Linked DNA regions of Homo sapiens: all the other regions are linked to region 1. The links are chromatin contacts, found by Hi-C in ENCODE. All regions are on one chromosome and are shown on one strand. Each heading gives the region's core, a stretch centred on a gene start or an enhancer-like site at or near the end of the contact. The rest is flanking DNA. Distances are from core to core; before and after follow the strand shown.

Region 1 (3,431 bases), core at 827-3,326:
CACTTTGGAAAAGAAATATAAAACCCTAGCTTTCCACTTAATCAGGTGTTCGTGGGATCTTGGTAAAAGTATGAGCCCCAAACAATCACTCTTTCATCAGGTAGAAATTAATCATCTACTGGGTGTGTGTGTAAGATTTAAGATGAATCAGACTGCCTTGACCTTGGGAGAGCTTATTAGGAAATGCCAGAGAGAGGTGTAGAAGTAGAGTCTGATGAACTCATACTGAAAAGCCAGTTCTTTGCTTGTCAGATGGTTGCTGTTTTTTAAATGTCCATTTTAGTGTGGTTTTTCTGTGACTTCGTTTAAAACTCTGGCAGTGGGCCAGCCCTCTGGAGCCGGTTTTTACCCCTTCAACTAATTAGTTCCTAGGGGCCTGGGAAGAGAGACCCTTGAATCACCATCAGGGAAGGGTTCTTGAAAGAAGGAAGGGTGGGAATGTGGTTGAGCGGTGCCAGTGTTCTGAGGAGCAGCCTGGGACACCATAGATGGCAGGAGGAGGATGGAGGTGAAGAGCTGCCTGCTGGACTTAGAGTCCTTGGAGAAGGGAAGAGTAAACATTGAGAACAGGATGTGAGGAAACTAGGGACAGGCTAATCAGAGGAGTAGGTAGAGGCACACCTGGAGCAGCTAAGGCACTGGCTACAGGGTCTATTACTTAAGGCTGGGAGCCTCCTGGGCGGGTCTGGGTTCAGATGACTTCGAGATGCTGCCGGGAGGAAGGGAGAGGAAAGTCTGGACTGTGTCCAACTGAGTAGTTATGTGATCAGCCCAGGCCCACTGTCCCTCACCCCCAGTTCCAGAACCCAATAAGCTTTGAAGACCGGAAGGTTTGTGTTTTGTTTTGTTTTTATAAGTTTGTGGCAGAATTTTGGCAGTGAGACTTGCCCTGTCCAATGGGGGGCTAGTTTTGGTCTTCACTGATCCCTCTGAGTGTGAATTTTCTTACGTTTCTCTGCAGTCTTGTTGATGTCTTTGATTAAGGGCTGCTACTCTGGGTTGTACCAGAATATATGGTGTATGCATCTTACTACGTTTCTAATGTCCAAAAATGCTGAATTCTGAATCATGGCCCCAAGGGTTTTCAGAGAGAAGTTGTGAACCTGTAGGAGCTTTTCTTGGTAAATGGTAGCAAAAACTGTATCAGAGTGAGACATGGTGAACAAAAGCAAAATGCAGTTCCTGTTAAGAGGCTAATGTTCAGGTAGGGAAGGAAATGTGCTGAGTGGTGATGGGAATTGGGGGTCATCATGGGTGGGGGGTAGGGCGTCACCCAGCGGCTGCCCTGGGCCATGGGCTGGGTATAGGCACAGGAAAGTGGTTGTGGGTGTTTCACACTGGTTTGTGCCAGTTCTTGCTCTGCATTGTGTCCGTGGGTTCAGGGATGGGTCTCCTGCGGAAAGGAGGGACTGGGGGCCGCACCCATGCAGAGGAGAGCCGGGTTGGTCAGAGGAAGTAGATTTGGCAAGCTCCACCTCAACTAGAAGACAAAAGCAGGATCTGAGTGGGAGCCTGGGCTTCTTCAGCAAGTGGGCACCAGCCCTGGAGCTGTAGGAGAGGGTCCGATGCGGACAGTGGAGACACTGTGCATTTCTGCAGCTTTTGTAACTTCCCTGTGTTTGCGATGGCTTGTGTCACCCCGCTCTCTTTCCACATACTGATTAGCATTCAGCCCTTCTAAATGACCAGCACTGTCCCAAGAAAGGGCTGTTAGGGGAGAGCGTGGACACACAGTCTCCCAAGTCCCATCTCATTATAGGTACCTGGGCCAGGGTCCCCAGGTGTGGGAGAGTGGAGTCTTGACCAATATGGGGATGAATCAGTTGGCACGAGGCGGGCTGGCCCTGCTCTAGCTCAGTCTGAGATGGTGGAGCGTGGAATCATATGGTGTGTGTTTTAGGCATGTCATTTCCCCGGGCAGGTAAGACATAAATATAGTAAGGTAGGTCTTTTCTAGTAGTATTGAGAGTGTCCTACTGGGGCAAAGATGGAGACTAAATTTCCCTTTTTCTTTAAGAGTCAGTTTCTGTTCAGCCTGAGTTAATATCCCACAGCGGAAGCCTCCTTAGCAAATTTCAAAAAACCCTGCAGTCTCAACTGCCACTTATGCTGAGCACAGGAAATCAAGTTATTTATAGTTGCAGAACGGTGTTTCAGCGAAGTTGATTGGAGAGTTACCTGATTATAGTGAGATTCTTATCCAATCCCTACAGAATTGTGAGACTAAATGTTGGTGCAGCATGTTTGGTCCTCAAAAGGCAATGTCCAAGAGGAACTTCTTATCCCCGAAAAATCAGGCTGTGTGACTCAGCAAAGGAATTGTTTATGACTGGTTACTCATATGCCAGTGCTTCCAGAATATCTGCTCGTATTTAAAGGAGTGATCTTGAAGCCCCAGAGGCCATAATGTTTAGATTACCAACCTCTTCACCAATCAGTAAGTCCATTACATCTCACTACGTGTTAGACATGGGACAGGAGAAGAGGATTTTTATTACCTCACTGTTATTACTGGAGGCCGCCCAAATTTGTTTTTTGTTTTTTTTTTTTAAATAAAGAAGCTTGTTTTCATGGAATGGACTTACTAGAACTTTTATTATTCAGACTACCTAGATAAAATTAAGTAAATTCGTTTCTTTCTCCCAAATTAAATATTTTGACTACATGCAAGATTTAATCATTCAAAATTGCCATGTATTTGATTATAGACCAGTAGTATAATCCCCCTGCCCCAGGCCAGATTCCAAAACAATAAACCAAAACACACACACACCTGGCAACAGAAATTATATGTATTCCGAGACTCATTCATTCATTTTGGAAAGGGCCAGTGTTTCCAGTGGTTTCTCCTTGGGATTGTAACTTTACAACTTTAAAACTAGGTAAGTAGTTTTCCCTTGAATCTAAAGTATAACTACTTTGTAGTAGAGAAGTAATTTATCTTAAATCACTATAATGAAGATTTACTCTTAATTTTAACCAAAATGTTTCATTTATTTGTGTAATGAAGATGATCAAAGCAACGCCACCTGTGATCCTTCTGTCTTTTTTACTGTATGTGGCACGTGGCTGTGTGATTTTCCTAGGGAAAGGAGTGGGCTTTCCCTGTGGGTTGAGAACCTCTGTCCCCCTCCTCTGAAGTTTCCCCAGTTTTTCCTGCTTCTCTGCTAGGTGGGTGCCTTAGCATGCTTGTCTTCTCATCGTGCTTCTAAACTTCTCTGAACCGGATTTATACTCTTAGGTCAGTAGCTGTCAAAGAAGACACTAAGTAGTGAAAGTAGCTAATATTTACCAAACCCCTGCTGCGCCCACCTGGTGTTTTATGTGAAGGTCTTCTCTAACCCTTGCTGTAACCTCATGGGGAGCAGATCGTTTTCTCTCAGTTTTTCAGATAAAGAGGAAACTGAGGCTCAGAAAGGTCAGGGACTTTC
Region 2 (3,360 bases), core at 1-2,500, 3.7 Mb after region 1:
CACAGCACCATAGGAGGAGTCTCTTAAGTGCCCGGGTGTTTCCTGAAGTTAATTATTCCCTCAACAGCCACATGGTGACAGTGGGTGACAGGGCCGGGCTAGGAGAGCACGATGGGTAGGGTCTTGAAGAACACATAGGAGTTCAATGAACTTCTCAAGAGAAGGGAAGTGTGCCACAGCAAGTCAGTCTTCCATTCTCGGGTGGGGGTCCCTAGGCCAGAGGAAGGCCGTCCTGGCCGCCACCACGGAGCAGCCTGTCTCAGCCTTAGCACAGCCTCGCGCGATCCTTCGATGATCCCCTTCGGTCCCTGTAGTCCCACGAGGGATGCAATGCGTTGGAGGAAGGAGGAGGCTGGCAGCCAGGGACTGAGCCAAAGGGTGCAAGGACAGCCGGCAAGGCCCGGGCCAAGACCTATCCCCGCCCAGCGAGCCAGGCCTCGCCCAGCACCTATCCGCGCCCAGCAAGCCTAGGCCTCGCCCAGCACCTATCCGCGCCCAGCAAGCCTAGGCCTCGCCCAGCACCTATCCGCGCCCAGCGAGCCTAGACCTCGCCCAAGACCTAGCCCCGCCCAGCGAGCCGACTCCCCGCCCAGGACCTAGCCCCGCCCAGCGAGCCGACTCCCCGCCCAGGACCTAGCCCCGCCCAGCGAGCCGACTCCCCGCCCAGGACCTAGCCCCGCCCAGCGAGCCGACTCCCCGCCCAGGACCTAGCCCCGCCCAGCGAGCCGACTCCCCGCCCAGGACCTAGCCCCGCCCAGCGAGCCGACTCCCCGCCCAGGACCTAGCCCCGCCCAGCGAGCCGACTCCCCGCCCAGGACCTAGCCCCGCCCAGCGAGCCGACTCCCCGCCCAGGACCTAGCCCCGCCCAGCGAGCCGACTCCCCGCCCAGGACCTAGCCCCGCCCAGCGAGCCGACTCCCCGCCCAGGACCTAGCCCCACCCAACGAGCCGACTCCCCGCCCAAGATCTAGCCCCGCCCAGCGAGCCTTGGCTTCGCCTAGGACATTGCCTCGCTCAGCAAGCCGACGCCCCGCCCAACGAGCCGAGCGCTGCACAGATTTATATCCTACGCAGCTGCCTGCCTGCTCCCGCCCCTTCTCCGTCCGTTCACCAATCAGAACTCGATCTTGCGCTTTCAGGCCGCGGGACGGGAAGGCTCCGCCCTGGCGCCCCGCAGGCCAATCGACTGCGCGTCCGCGTCGCGGGGGCGGGGTCAGGGCGGGGCGCGCTGCGCGGGGGCTGCCGGCGGGCAGTTGGGAGCAGGCGACGCCGACGCGAGTCTGGCGGCTGCTGCTTGCGACTGCGGAGGCCGGGCGAGGCCGGTGAGGACGCGGCGGGCGAGCGAGAGGCCGAGGGTGAGGACGTGAAGCGGCCTGGGCGCGTGGGGCAGGGGTGGGCCTCTCCGGGTGGGCGGCGAAGCCCGAGGCCCGAGGCGAGAGGCCCAGGCGGGGGGGGCGCTGAGGCCGCGGTCCACCAGAGATGGTCCCGCCCGGCCTCTGAAGGCCATCGTGAGGCGGCTGGAGCTCCTAGGCGGGTCCGGGTTAGAGGAGCGTCCGTCTGTAGGGAGCCTGCCGCGTGGGGGCAGGCGGGGCGGTGGGCCGGGGAGTGGCCCGCGTGGACTCCCGGGTTGAGGGGTGCCGCGTGGAGGAGGCCGGTGGGGCTGTAGACCGGGGAGTGTCCCGCGTGGACTCGCGGGTTGAGTTGTGCCCCGTGGAGGCCGGCAGGGCCGTGGGCCGGGGAGTGTCCCATCCCGGAAGGACACCCCAGAGTGGGCCATAGGGACCCGCAGGGTATGGGCCTGGAGGTGCCTGGTGGAGGCATTTTGAGCCGTTTGCCTTTTTAGCATTTCTTTAAATTGTATCTTAAAGGTGGGAATCAAGTGTTAGGTGTTAATATTTTTACTCCACTAAGGGCTAGAAATACTCATAAGCCAGTGGGTAGCCTTTGGGAAACCCATGAAAACTGGGGACCAGAATATGGCCCAGTACATTACACACCCGAATTACGGGCACCTTTTCCGTTTACGCTATGGCAGCAACCCCTGGCCTATCATGTGCCATTAATGGATGTGAAAAGCAGAAATTAGAACAAGGCATCATTGAAGGAAAGATTGTCAATACATAGTGTTAAAAAGGGATGGGCAAATTTAAAACCCAAGGCCAAATCTTTAAAGGGTGGTTTTTCTCTCTGGGTTTTTGTTTTTGTTTTGTTTCCGTGGGATATTTTTGTCTGGGCCACTGTGTAAATGTTTGATAACCCTGAGGTGGCAGTGGGTTAGCGTGTTGGTCTTGTGTAGACTGCCTTATAACAGGCGACACAGATTTTCTCAGTACCAGAGAGATGGGAGAGGACATTTGAGGTAGGGAAGCATGGAGTAACCTTTACTTGTAGGCCAAATATAATTTAAATTTTCTACATCTGCTTGTTGAAAGTTTTGTTTTGTTTTGTTTTTTGAGGTCCTTAAAGGTTTAGGAAGCACTTCATGCTCGTTATTTATTCAGTTTTCCAAAACTCTTCAGAGACATGACCAAGTTGCACAGCCCCGTTTTAAAGTAGAGGAAAGGGAGGTTGAGAGAGGTGGAATGACCAGTTTAGGGTCACACCTAGGGTACTTGCAAATACCATCTGTACTTCTCATGTGCCCTATCCTTGTTGCAGATTCTCATTAGGTGGTTCACTGTTAACAAACTAAATGCTGATGATGCAGTTTCCTGGACTGCAGACGTTTGCTGGCTTATTTACCTATAGGACTATCAGTCGTTAGTAAATTTCCAGGTTCCTTGTATACTAATTCCTTTCCCAAAGAGGAAGTTGATATAAGGTGTATTCATTTCTCTCTGCCTCAGGTTCCTTATTCAAAAAATGAGTTTAAAATTTACTTGGCCAGGCACAGTGGCTGTAATCCCAGCACTTTGGGAGGCCGAGGCAGGCAGATTGCATGAGCTCAGGGGTTCCAGACCAGCCTGCTCAACAGGGCGAAACCCCATCTCTACTAAAAATACAAAAATTAGCTGGGCTGGTGGCGCACGCCTGTAATCATAGCTACTTGAGAGGCTGAGGCACGAGAATCACTTGAACCCAGGAGGTGGAGGTTGCATTGAGCCAAGATTGTGCCACTGCACTTCATCCTGGGCGACAGAGCGAGACTCTGTCTCAAAAAAATAAAAAAATAAATAAAAAAAGCTGTGTTAACAAGATGCCTGGCACAAGGTAAGTGCTTAATAAATGTTAGCCATTATTATTATCAGGTGGACAAATAATCCGAGTAGAAAGTAGAACAAGCTAACCCTGGATATTTACAAAAAACAGTAGAGAAAAAATTAGGCAATAATTAAGCAAATTTATCCTGTTTAGAGGGAAT
Region 3 (3,238 bases), core at 404-2,903, 3.2 Mb before region 1:
AACAGGGGCCTGCCCTGTGACCGAAAATTACTCAGCTTCACAGCCCCTGAATGCAAGGAGAGGTGGTCCCCCCAGAACCAACATGCCCCCCAAGGTGGGTACGCCCACGGTTCTGGGAAATGCATACCTCAGGTAATTCACAGGTGCGATCCCCCAGTGGAGGCGGGGCAGCCTGAACTTCTGGCCCTGCAGGAGTGGGAAGAAATCGCTTTTGTCTTTCCGACAACTGAGCCTTCCACCTGGGGCTGGGAGGGCGGACAGCAGGACCGGCTCTTCCACTCCCCACCGCGGCCCCCCGACCTGGTCAGTAGCTCTGGCGTTCAGACAAAAGGTCCCCTGAGCTGGGGGTGGGGGGCAGGTCGAGAGTAGGCCGGTAAATCAGACTTCGCAGCTCCTTAAGTCACCAGTCCTGCATTTGGGTGCAGAGATTCCGTTTTAAAAATTCGAAGCATCGCTTTGGTTCGCTCTTTGTTCGCGGGCGCGGGTTCTCGCTCATCCATCCATCCATCCATCCAACCATCCATCCATCCATTCATTCTTTCTTGACGCACTCGCTCGCTCCCCGGTCGCTCCGGGCGCATTACCGCTTCTTCTTCTGCTTGAGGGACTTCCTGCGTTTCAGGATCATCTCATAGAGCTTGTCCATGCCCTCGGTGAGGCCCTCGCCGATGATGGCGCACGCCGGCTGGACGTGATAGGTGGTGGCCGGGATAAGCTCGTGCAGCGCCAGCTGCTTCTCAATCTCTGCCACCGGCAGCGACTTGGGCAGGTCCTGCTTGTTGGCGATGACCAGCAGCGGCGTGCCCTGGTTCTCGGCGAACTTGGTCACCTTGTGCAGCTCCGTCTTGGCCTCCTCCAGCCGGTCCACGTCCACCGAGTCCACCACGTAGATGATGCCGTCCGTGCAGCGGCTGTAGGACTTCCACAGCGGCCGCAGCTTCTCCTGGCCGCCCACGTCCCAGAAGTGGCAGCTGATGCCCTTGGCCGTGCCGTTGCTCAGCTTGATCTTCTCGGTGTTGAAGCCGATGGTGGGCACCGTGTTCACGAACTCGTTGAACTTGAGCCGGTAGAGCACCGTGGTCTTGCCGGCCGAGTCCAAGCCCAACATGACGATATGCAGGGACTGGAAGGCCGAGATGTTAGAGGAGATGTTGCCCATGGCTCCTGGCTGCGGCGCCAGCCACTGCGGCTGCGGCGGGAGGGCGCCGCCCCCCGAGCAGTCACGGGCCCGACGCGGCCGGGCGCACCTGGGCCCCGCCCGCCGCCGCCCGCACCGGCCCCGGGGCTCGGCGTCCCCGCGGGCGCACGGCTTGGCGCGCTCAGACGCCGCAGTCCCCGCGCCCTCGCCGGCCGGGCTCGCGATCGGCGGGCATCGCGTCTCTACGCGCGGCTTTGTCTCCCGCGAAGCCGCCTCAGATGTTCGGCGCCCTCCCCAGGCCTGGGCTCGCTCTGTGGTTTCCTCGGGCCGCGCCCCCGCGCTCCGGCAGCTGCCCGGGCTCTCCGCTCTCCCGGCGCCCGGCGCTCGCCTCTGGCCTGGGACGGCGCTGCTCCTGCTCCTGCTCCCGCTCCCGCTCCCGGAGCGCGGGCTTCCCCGGGAGTCGCTGTCCGCTCGGCAGCCTCACAGTCCCCGCGCCGCCGCAGCAGCCGCCAGCCTGCAGCGGCCGGAGAGCTCCCGGACCCGCCCCCTCGCGCCCCGCCCCGGACCCGCCCCCGGACCCGCCCCGGGCCCCGCCCCGCCCGCCGCCGGGGGTCAGGCGCGGTCCTCCCCGCCCAGCCGGCCGTTTTCGCGCGCTTCGCTGCGTCCCCGCCGCCCCCCGCCGCCCCCCGGCCCCTCCCGCGCCGCGCCGCGCAGACACAATGGGCGCGGAGCCGGCTCTTCCTCCCCAGCGGCTGACGCGTTTGCAAAAATAGCTCTCGGCTCCCGGAATCCCCGCCCGGGTCCTAGCCCGCCCCCTGCCCCTCCGGGCCGCAGCCGTGGGCGACGCAGCCTGCCTGAGGGAGTGGGTCCCGGGGTCCCAGCTCTGTGGGCGCGAGGCGGGGCAGGGCGGCCCCCAGGGTGACTGGGAGAGCGCCGCTCTGGGGAGTGAGGGCGGCGAGGCTGGGGCCTCCAAACCCCAGAAGGGACGGGACGGGGCTGGCCTCGGTGAGCTGCCAGCCTGCGCTCTGGATCCAGCCGGGCGCGTCCCCTCCCACCCTCGCGCCGCGGCTGTCGCCGGCCCCGGCCCCCAGTGACGCCCAGGCTCGCCTCCTGCCTGGGTTCCAGGGGGCTGCACCCGGCCAGCGCCGCCCTCCGGAGCCCAGGCCTGTGCCCAGGGCACCCTGGAGGCCCAGCCTTTCTTGCCCGGTGGCGGCGGTTGGGGCAGGGTCGGACCTAGGCCGCGATGGGGGATTAGAAGACCTACCTGCCCCAAGTAGCTCGGACAGCTCACCCTCCCAGACACGCCTGGGCTACCTCATTTCGTCCGCATCGACTCTGCTGACATCCCAGGGGAAGCGTCAGCATTTCGGGAGAGCACCCCTTGCCACCCGACTTTGGGAACTGAGAACCACCTGCCCGCAGGTGAACTACTCCGCAGAAATGGCAACACCAGCCCCGGGGGCTGAAAGAAAATGTGTCTACAGCTTGGAGCTGGTGGCGCAGTGGGTTACAAACACTGATATTCCACGGGTTCCACCTCCTGTCACCTCAGTTCAATGGTTTTATTCTGGTTTGTAAACATGTAACAAATGTATATCCTCTCTGGGTGCGGAGAAAAGTGAGAGTATATTATGGCAAACACACAGATCTGGGGAGAGCTGCTCCGCAGGAGACAGCAGGCCGCAGCATGGGCGACCGCATCTTCCCAGCTCTAGCTTATGAGACAGAAACGACGGAAACGGGGTCAAGGGAGAAGAAAATGAAAATGCTAAGAATTTATGAATAAAAGCTAGAATTTTAGAGAAATACTTTATCACCTTCTGTTCACAAACCACGAAAAGACATATGATATCGTTGGTACCAAAGCATGTGAGAAGACCTCACCTGTAGAAGGAAGGACAAGCCACCACCACCCCTATCCTTGGAATTCCCAAGGTGGCAGCCGGAGCGACCATCCACTCTACTGAGTGGATTTGGGGCTGGAAACGAAGTATCAGGCTGGAAAGGACCCTGCCTATCATTCCACCCAACGTTGTCCAGTGAGGTAACAAGGCCTAGGCGCCCGTGACGGCTAAGGCAGAACCTAGAGGCCCACTGCCT
Region 4 (3,286 bases), core at 715-3,214, 4.2 Mb after region 1:
TATTCAGGTGGACAGGCGGGCCTTGGCCTTGGACAATGGCTAGCTAGGGTGGGCTAGAGCTGCTTCACCCGCAGCTTTGGCGAGGGGAGCGGGAGGCCAGGGAAGTCCCCAGGAGGAGTGGCCACGCTGTGATCCGGGCCCCGGGCTGGCTGGTAGGTGGAGGGTCACACCACCTGGGCCTCAGTGAGGTCCTAGCTGGAGCAGAGGTTCGGGGATCTCCTTCCCTTTCCTTCTGGGGCCTGGGACTTTGTACCTCTGTACAGGAGAGGCAGCAGAGGGCTGGGGTCCTGGCGATGCCTCCACTCTGCCTCCCAGCCTTTGGGGAATGTCTCCACCTGTTATGGCAAGTGTCCCTGTTTGCCTGGGACTTTGGGGGCTAAATTGGAGGCCTTTCTCTTTTTCCCCAAGTTCTCCAGCACACTTAGAAGCATCCGCCCACCCAGCTACACCCCTAAATTTTTCCCTTGATGCCCAGGGCCAGGCATCCTATGGCCATTTGATTACAGATGTCTGCAGGTGGCAATCTGAGTGCCTGTATGCTACTCCTGTGGGCAGCTAGCACCCTGGTACCCCTGGGAACAGAGCGTGAATGCCTTTAAAGCTAGTTGGAGCAGAGAACCAATTCCAGACACCCAGAGACATTTAGATAACTCATTACTAGGGTCCTGGCCCTGGGATCACTCCCAGGACTAGTTCTGTGTCTGTCCAGGTGTGATCCAGGAGTGCAGTGACGGATGTGGATGTGGGATTGGCACAGGACTTCCGCCAGCAGAAGAAAGGAAGGGAGGGGAGGGGAAGAGAGGGCAGGGGAGCAGAGCGGAGGAGAGAGGGGAGCAGTCTTTCCAGCTGGGGCTGGCCTAGGCTGCTGGGTCATTTGGGAAGAAAAGGTGATTTGGACTCAGGGAGACTGAGGGTGCCCTCGGGCCAGCATCTGAGGAGAGTGACAGGGGTTTCCTGGCTCCACAGCCCCAGGTGGCCTTGGTGGGTGCAGGCAGAAAATGACCTTTTCAAGTCCAGTTCCAACCCAGAGGGGGTTCCTAGACCCAGCGCCAATCAAGGGGCACCAGGGAGGCAGCAGAGGTTCCCGCAAATCCAGAGCAGAGTGGCTGCCAGACACCCCACATCCTCTTCGCAGCAGACTGAAGGCCACCCCACACTTGGAGGAGCCCGGGTGAAGCATCTGGGGAAGACCCTCAGCCCTGGGAGAGTCCCTCCAGGGGTGAGCAGGTGGGCTGCCCCTCAGGGTGCGGCTCATTTCGATGTAAGTTTTATAAAATAAGAAAAGGCGCCCTATAGCACCCCTTTGGGAGCCTCGTGTCACCTCCAAACATATACCTCGCTTCCAGGTCAGAAGTAGTGAAATGACCATTGCCAATGCAAATGGAACTGCCTTAGGACACATGGGGGAGGTTAGGGCCTGCTGTGGGGCCTTATGGTGGGCCCCGAGGGGCCCCGCACACCTGTGCTCACCTCCCAGGTCATCGCTGGGCCGCCTCTGTCCCCTGGGAGGCTCTGCCTCGGGGAGCCCTCTTCCCAAGCTCCCAGCAATGACTTCCAGGCCTCCCTCAGCATCAAGAGGAGCCACGTCTTCTTCTTGTGACCCAGCAGTATAATTCACCCTAAATAATGGCAGAATGGGTTGTGTGTAGTCTTTAAAAGTCAAAACAATTTTGCACACAACAGGAGTCATTCAGCAGTGGCTAACACTCTCCTGACCTGTGTCGGCGCTGGGCTCCAAGGTGTACCTCCGCACGCATGGGGTTAACTACGCCCCCATGACCATTCCCTGCAGGAGGGGCGGGACAGAGGACTGCGTTATGTTTCTCCTAAAAGAAAATCATGAAAGTCACACACTCCAGGTGCCACACTTATTATGGAGGGAGGGAAAGCAGATGAGCGGGCGGGAAAACTAGCGGGCTTGCCACGCCCAGGCAGCGCTGCTCGGGTTTCCGCTTCCTCCGCCCCTTCCTTTTTCTCTGTGCATCCTCAGTGACGCGGGGCACAGCTCTGCCCGGGGGCCTACCAGAGCCCACCTGGACCCCACACTGGGTCAGCCCTGGTGCGGAGGAGGCCGCTGTAGGTGGGCACGGGGCAGCACGCGTTAAGGGGCTGGACGGGGGGTGGCCATGCGTGTGAGGGCGCTGAGCAGGGGCGTGCCCATACGTGTGAGGGGGCTGGGTAGGGGCGTGGCCCAGCGTGTGTGTGTGTGTGTGTGTGTGTGTGTGTGTGTGTGTGTGTGTGTGGCTGGACAGGGGTGTGGCCACGCGCGAGGGGGCCGTGCAGGGGGCGTGGCCACGAGCGAGGAGACTAAGGGGCGTGGTCACGCGTGTGAGGGGCTGGGCTAGAGGAGTGGCCCTGTGTGCGGGGGCTGGACGGGGGCGTGGTCATGTGCGAGGAGGCTGAACAGGGGGCGTGACCACGTGTGGAAGGGGGCTGATCGGAGGTGTGGCCACATGTAAGGGGGCTGGGCAGGGGGTGTGGCCACGTGTGAGGGGGGGCTGGGCCGGGGCGTGGCCACACGTGTGCTGGCTCTGCTGTGGGCTTCCTTCCCTTCCTGTGCAGGTGGTGGTGCCCTCTGCGCCTTCACTGGGGCCCAGCCAAGTAACTGAATCCAGCCAGGAGCAAGGGCAGACGCTGGCACAGGTCCTGCCACTGTCCCCAACCTGGGTTTCAACACAGCTGAGGCCTGGCATAGTCTTTCTGGGCGCCTCTGGCTGGCTCGGTCTGAAAGGTGGGACAGATGCAACTGGGGCCTCCCCGGGTGCAGCGTGGGTGGCTCCTGGCTGGGGAAGTGAGAAGCCCTCCGTGCGGTGTCTCTGAAGCAGCCCCAGGCCAAGGCTGTGGCGTGCTTGGTGGTGCTGTAGGCCCAAGATGTTTATGGGTCGAGGGTCCCCGGGGCCGGGATTCTGATCCCTGGTGAGAGGTGGCTGGGAGGAAGTCCAGACGTGTCCTGAGTGGCCATTCCTCACACTGAGGTGACACCGCCTCTCCAAACACGTGACGTGGCTGGAAGCAGATGCTGCTGTCCGGTTCTCCCTCCTCTCCGTCCCTGGCTGGGACATGTGGATCTCACCCGCAGCCACTTTCTTCTGGCCTCTGTCCCCCTGCCTGGGACACGTGGACCTCACCCCCAGTCTCCTTCTCTCCTCTGCCCCCCGCAGGCGCGGCCAGGTCACAGTCGGCACCAGAAGTTTGGCAGATCTCAGTGAGGCGTTAGTTTGCATTTCCTTGTGACGGGTGAGTTGAACACCCTTTCATGAGTGTATTGATCACTGTGTACCTTCTT

What was found. A loop is a pair of places that touch in the nucleus more often than their neighbours do. Pooled maps may share reads with other maps.
Region 2: a loop to region 1 is called in a pooled map, with 30 times the contacts of the local background. The contact joins the promoter of FARP2 here to the enhancer-like site in region 1. A Hi-C loop is called at or near these places in 6 of 37 single-sample maps with no recorded cell type and 4 of 50 pooled maps.
Region 3: a loop to region 1 is called in a map of CD8-positive, alpha-beta T cell, with 7 times the contacts of the local background. The contact joins the promoter of ARL4C here to the enhancer-like site in region 1. A Hi-C loop is called at or near these places in 2 of 168 maps with a recorded cell type or tissue (CD8-positive, alpha-beta T cell and naive thymus-derived CD4-positive, alpha-beta T cell) and 8 of 50 pooled maps.
Region 4: a map of naive thymus-derived CD4-positive, alpha-beta T cell shows a loop between it and region 1 (9-fold over the local background). The contact joins the promoter of LINC01237 here to the enhancer-like site in region 1. A Hi-C loop is called at or near these places in 1 of 168 maps with a recorded cell type or tissue (naive thymus-derived CD4-positive, alpha-beta T cell), 1 of 37 single-sample maps with no recorded cell type and 7 of 50 pooled maps.

Annotation. Positions count from the first base shown.
Region 1 is chr2:237,693,220-237,696,650 of GRCh38, forward strand. The region is part of intron 1 of LRRFIP1 (LRR binding FLII interacting protein 1); the gene reads left to right. Among named protein-coding and RNA genes, the nearest start is that of LRRFIP1, 67 kb to the left of the region's middle. RefSeq lists an enhancer at 1,363-1,542. Within about 2 kb of position 2,077, at least 23 of the 41 ENCODE cell types and tissues checked have a DNase peak (open chromatin) inside an H3K27ac peak, as active enhancers do; they include CD8-positive, alpha-beta T cell, where a contact is called at or near this core.
Region 2 is chr2:241,355,035-241,358,394 of GRCh38, forward strand. FARP2 (FERM, ARH/RhoGEF and pleckstrin domain protein 2) reads left to right here and starts at 1,251. Exons shown (of 27, transcript NM_014808.4): 1 at 1,251-1,354. RefSeq lists a silencer at 1,039-1,588.
Region 3 is chr2:234,495,428-234,498,665 of GRCh38, forward strand. It overlaps ARL4C (ARF like GTPase 4C), which reads right to left and starts at 1,654. Exons shown (of 2, transcript NM_001282431.2): 1 at 585-1,654; 2 at 1-409. The coding sequence starts at 1,159. The coding sequence ends at 379. RefSeq lists silencers at 1,232-1,331, 1,442-1,731 and an enhancer at 1,916-2,689.
Region 4 is chr2:241,879,399-241,882,684 of GRCh38, forward strand. LINC01237 (long intergenic non-protein coding RNA 1237) reads left to right here and starts at 1,965. Exons shown (of 4, transcript NR_110220.1): 1 at 1,965-2,080; 2 at 3,162-3,237. It overlaps LOC105373978 (a long non-coding RNA gene), which reads right to left and starts at 1,929. Exons shown (of 3, transcript XR_924077.3): 1 at 1,717-1,929; 2 at 1,471-1,619. RefSeq lists an enhancer at 1,395-1,985.